2 separate regions of the Homo sapiens genome follow, and region 2 is linked to region 1. Evidence: chromatin contacts called from ENCODE Hi-C or POLR2A ChIA-PET data. All regions are on one chromosome and are shown on one strand. Each heading gives the region's core, a stretch centred on a gene start or an enhancer-like site at or near the end of the contact. The rest is flanking DNA. Distances are from core to core; before and after follow the strand shown.

Region 1 (2,700 bases), core at 55-2,554:
CCCCATTAAACAGAAGCCCTCAGAAAAGCTAATTTTGATTCTGCCATTTGCCCTAATCCGTGTTCCCTTAGGCAAGTCCTTTCAAAAGTCTAAACTTCAGTTTCCTCCTCTATAACATGTGTATGCCAATTAAGTGAAATCTCTGCCAGGCCACAAGCCATGACACAATGGAAAGGTAGGTGGACTTTGGGGTCAGGCACACCTACAAATTCCAGCTGCTCCACTTAGTAGCTGTGTTATCCAGGGAAGGACATGTTCTGACACTGGCTGACGCCTAACTGTGTGCACACATAGACAATTATTTCATTGAATCTTTAAGCCCCTGAGTAAAGTTAATCTTTACTATAATCTCCGTTTTGGAAACTAAGCCAAGACATGGCGAGGCTGAGTAATTTATCCTTGGTCACCAACTCTAAAAGAGCTGGATTTGCGCCCAGCATGTGGATTTCAGCGTCTTCCTGGTAAATCGCCACCCTCAGTTGCCACCTGAACAGTAACTCTCCACGAAATGGATGAGAATTGAATCCGTAACTGGAGGGAACCAGGCGTCTGGCTTTGGAATGCAGACCGCCTCTGGCCGACTGCCAGAGGTGGGAGGCCTGAAGTTTGGGCTCCTTGCCGCCCTACCCTTTCCACCACAACGCTGCTATCAAGCCTAAACTCCAGCAAAATAGGCTTTAGGAAAGGCACGAAATTAACTCATTTTACACATAGAGATACACACTGGGACGATTTTGGCTTTTCAAGCTAACTCAGAAAATGGAGATACAGGCCGGGCGCGGTGGCTTACGCCTGTAATCCCAGCACTTTGGGAGGCCGAGGCGGGCGGATCATGAGGTCAGGAGATCGAGACCATCCTGGCCAACATGGTGAAACCCCGTCTCTACTAAAAACACAAAAAATTAGTCGGACGTGGTGGCAGGCGCCTGTAGTCCCAGCTACTCGGGAGGCTGAGGCAGGAGAATCGCTTGAACCCTGGAGGCTGAGGTTGCAGTGAGCTGAAATCGCGCCACTGCACTCCAGCCTGGGCGACAGAGCGAGACTTCGCCTCAAAAAAAAAAAAAGAAAAGAAATTGGAGACAGGACGGCACTCCTCCTACCACGGCCACTATACAACCGAAGGCACCTCCTCCCGCCTCCCTCCAGGTGGCGCTGTAGGACCGGCCCACCTTCCACAGCGCAGACGCCTCAGTTTGGCCTCCCTCGGAGGCCATGCAGCGAAGAAACGTGACTTCATGGCTAGAGGGGCATTTCCCAGGAGCCGCCCATGCCGCCGCGTGACCTTCACACTTCCGCTTCCGGTTCTTTATTCCGGAAGTTGCTCTCAGAGGCAGCGTGCGGGTGTGCTCTTTGTGAAATTCCACCATGGCGTACCGTGGCCAGGGTCAGAAAGTGCAGAAGGTTATGGTGCAGCCCATCGTATCCTACGCAGGATGTCAGGACTAGGAGGTTCGGGTCAGAATACGGGGTGCGAAGGCGCAGGCTGAGGGCAGGCCTGGGATAGTGGAGTACGGATCCACATCCCATGAGCCCCCGGGGCTACCAAGACTGGAAGAAAGCGCGGGTAGTTGAACCGTGATGGTGGGGAGGTGGTCTTGGGGGGACCCCTGCCGTGGGGAATGCAGGAATGGACGCGGCAAAAGGAGGGAAGAGAACTTCAGGTGCGGAGTGAAAACGGGAGTTAACGGTTTTGGGAAACTCCAGGGGGATGAAAGTGGAATGGATGTTCTTTAGTCTTTAGAAGACCCGTAACGAATGCCCAGCTGGGCACTTGTTGTTTGCGTAAGCACCAGACCTCGCGTTTAGTAAACAAAGGTGAGACGGGAATAGCGTCGTCCGGTTGTTTCAGGAAGCAGAGTCTATGCTGCTTTTGTATTTTTTCCTTAGCCACTGTGGTGCAGAACCTCATCTTCAGATACTTACAAAATGTACGTAAGTTGCTTGTTTCGTAACTACTTTTTAAATAAGAGGTGAACTGATTTAGTTTTTTGTGTTAACCTGAGCGATCGCTGTGTTCTAGAATTTAAAAATAGATGTAACTGGAGATTGGAGGGTAATTGAGGGGAAGGAGTACTTAGAAAGCACTAATGTGATGAAGTGGTGTGTATCCATGCCACTTCCCAACATGCAAAGAATTGTATCCATTACTTTGCAAGATCAAAAATACTTTTTAATTCCAAAAAGTATTATTAGCAGACTTGACCATGGTATTTGGGCATCAGTAGTTTTGTTAGTAGTGATTATGGCTAGAACATTGGAACCTCTCCCCTTTAGGATGAAACATTGGAAGAAAAACCCAGCCAACTTAAACCATGTCAAGAGGTGGTGTGTTTAATACCTGTGGGAAAACTTAAAGACGAAAAAAGGAAGAGAGAAGGGGTAGCTTCAGAGGAGTTTAGTGGCAGCTGCTTTCCTTTGAGGGAAATTTTAGCAACTTAAATTTTATAGTGTGATAACACAACTGAAAAACATTAATTTCAGGTGATAATAATTCTTAACCACCTGAATTGAGGGCTCCTGTCCTAGTTGTTAGGTGTGTGACATGAGAAGGCTTTGTTTTGGAACTGGATTTTGCTGCAGGAGATAAGCCCTTGGTCATTAGAAATTACTGCTTTGTGCTATGCTGTCAAAAACTTTCACTCTTAATAGATTGAGACCAGAAGCAGTAAGAAATATTGAGTCCCAAAATCACAGGAAAAT
Region 2 (2,700 bases), core at 19-2,518, 2.8 Mb after region 1:
ATTTTTCTCCAGTTCAAAGAGGATGGGGTTACCACCACTCACGTACACAGTCACTGCATCCCCTTTGTGAGCATACAACTTCACAATGTTGAGCTCCTCCTTTCCAGGTACTAACTCAGAGACTTGATCAGTTCCAAGGGTGGGGAAAGCAGTTGTCACATCAGCTCGAAGCTTTCTCCTGTGGAAAGCACACCAGCACTGTGAATGCTGCCTGGACAGACTTTTAATAAATATCAAGAACGAACTCAAAAGTGCTCACTATAAAATCACAAGGGCCAAAGAAAGATTGCCTGGTTTATGATGTCCTAGTCTCACACACACTCTTCTGAAACATCCTAAACTCTTTTTCATCCATTGTCATCTATTTTCACTCATTCCTGGGGTATGCCTTCCCATTTTATGGGTGGGAAAACAGGCCCAGTGAACAATCCAAGTTAGCCTGACACAGGAAACAGCCCTGCCTTCCTGACTTCATGCCTAGCCCTTGGGCCCACTCCTTTCTCATACATGCTTCGCAAATATGCCAGTTTATGATTAAATAACTATGCCATGAGACCTATAGACAACTATAAAGCACTGGTTACAAAATTCCAAACACAATCTCCATTTGTGACCCTGTCTGAACAGATACAGTTCTTCTTACCACATGTGCCTTATTCCCTCCCACCTCAGTTTCCAGCTGTCTCTCCTGCCAGAATTAATCACTAGTCATTTTTTTCTCTTATACTTTTAATTCTTGGTATCCCATCCGATCTCTCCCAAGGGGCATTAAGCTCTTTGGAGGGCAAGAATTCTGTATTCCTTCACTTCTGCATTCTCCACAACACCTTAAATAGTCTGCAGTCAGTAAACTCTGACTTAACTACGTTTTCTTTTAAACTCACTAGACTATCCAAAAGAGAGCCAGGTCCCCCTCCATCCTCACCTCAAAATGTGTCTAACCCACCCTTGCCTCCTGGGGTCCCTTCCCTGGCATACCCCTCGGCCTCCACCCGAGGATGTCGGCCAAGAATAGCGAGGGCTATGGGCCAGCGGGGCCCAAGAGGTGTCTGGTTGTTCCGTGGCAGAGCAGGCCCCTTTCCTCCCTCACCTGTCCGACCCCTTGATGGCCGTGTTGGACTTGACCCGAAAGGCCTTGGCAAACATGTCTGCTGGGGTGGCCTGGGGAAGAGAGCACAGAAGCCAGGGAATGTCAAGAAAGCGAGGGCGCAGCAGCTGCCAGGCCCTCAGCCGTGGGGGCAGCCATGCTGGGGCCCGGCCGCGAAAAGGGCCCGGCTGGAAACCAGGGCCGCGCAGCTTCGTGGCCGTTGCCGCTGGGGAGGCCGCGGCCGCCCCCAGTGGCGGTACCTGGAACTAAAGCAGGGCAGGGAGGGGCAGGGCCCAGGGAACGCCCCTCCCCCCCACCTTCCCATCCCCTCGCGGGCCTGGCTCTGCGCCTGCGCGAGCGGCTCGGGTTCCCCGTCCGTAGCGACTCGGCCACGCCAATAGCTGTTCTGTTTATTTCCTTCCACCCCATCAACCTTAGGAACTGCTTTGAGTAGAAGCTCTCTGCAAGCTCCCATTCCATTCGGTTCGGTTCAATTCCGCAAAAATAATTGAACTGATAAACAGTTCAGGCTTCGGCCGGGCGCGGTGGCCCAAGCCTGTTATCCCAGACTTTGGGAGGCCGAGGCGGGCGGACCGCTTAAGCCCAGAAGTTCGAGACCAGCCTGGGCAACATGGCGAAACCCCATCTCCATAAAAAATACAAAATAAAAAAAAAAAAAAAAAAAAAAAAAAAGAAAGAAAGAAAGAAAGAAAAAGAATTGGGAGGCCGAGGTGGGCGGATCACCTGAGGTCGGGAGTTCGAGACCAGCCTGATCAACATGGAGAAACCCTGTCTGTACTAAAAATACAAAATTAGCCGGGCATGGTGGAGCATGCCTGTAATCCCAGCTACTCGGGAGGCTGAGGCAGGAGAATTGCTTGAACCCGGGAGGCAGAGGTTGTGGTGAGCCGAGATTGCACAATTGCACTCCAGCCTGGGCAACAAGAGTGAAAGTCCGTCTCAAAAAAAAAAAAAAAAGAAAAGAAAAAAGAAAAATTCAGCCGGGTGTGGTGGCGCATGCCTGGGGAGGCTAAGGCGGTAGGATCGCTTGAGCCCAGGAGGCAGAGGTTGCCGTGAGCCGAGATTGTGCCACTGCACCCCACCTTGGACAACAGAGTAAGACTCCGTATCAAAAAAATCAAACAAACAAACAAAAAAACCTCGAGGGCTTTTTGAATATTTTTCTTTATTTTATTTTATTTTGTTTACTTGGAGACAGGGTCTCGCTGTGTCACCCAGGCTGGAGTGCAGTGGCGCAATCTCAGCTCAATGCAGCCTCCACCTCCCGGGCTCAAGCGATCCATCCGCTTCAGCCTCCCGAGTAGCTGGGACTACAGGCGGGCACCACCACACCAGGCTAATTTTTGTATTTTTTGTAGAGACAGGATCTCACCTTGTTGCCCAGGCTGGTCTCAAACTCCTGAGGTCAAGAGATCTGTCCGCCTCGGCCTCCCAAAGTGGTGGGATTACAGGACAGGTGTGAACCACCAAGTCGGGCCTAAATGTTTTTCTTAAAGGCATTCTATGATTAAGGTCTATTCATTGTACTATAAGCTAGAAGCCTCAGCTAGAATTTTCTGTAAGATTTTTCTCATCCCGGATTTTTAGTTTAC

Evidence for each region. A loop is a pair of places that touch in the nucleus more often than their neighbours do. ChIA-PET counts read pairs that join two places held with the same protein, here RNA polymerase II (POLR2A). Pooled maps may share reads with other maps.
Region 2: a map of naive thymus-derived CD4-positive, alpha-beta T cell shows a loop between it and region 1 (12-fold over the local background). The contact joins the promoter of EIF2D here to the promoter of SNRPE in region 1. A Hi-C loop is called at or near these places in 1 of 168 maps with a recorded cell type or tissue (naive thymus-derived CD4-positive, alpha-beta T cell) and 4 of 50 pooled maps. POLR2A ChIA-PET finds 5 or more read pairs at or near these places in 1 of 52 experiments (RWPE1).

What each region holds. Positions count from the first base shown.
Region 1 is chr1:203,860,295-203,862,994 of GRCh38, forward strand. It overlaps SNRPE (small nuclear ribonucleoprotein polypeptide E), which reads left to right and starts at 1,305. Exons shown (of 5, transcript NM_003094.4): 1 at 1,305-1,419; 2 at 1,902-1,928. The coding sequence starts at 1,366. RefSeq lists enhancers at 1,087-1,381, 1,190-1,449, 1,835-2,410.
Region 2 is chr1:206,611,197-206,613,896 of GRCh38, forward strand. EIF2D (eukaryotic translation initiation factor 2D) reads right to left here and starts at 1,269. Exons shown (of 15, transcript NM_006893.3): 1 at 1,091-1,269; 2 at 1-178. The coding sequence starts at 1,146. RefSeq lists an enhancer at 962-1,031 and a silencer at 1,322-1,531.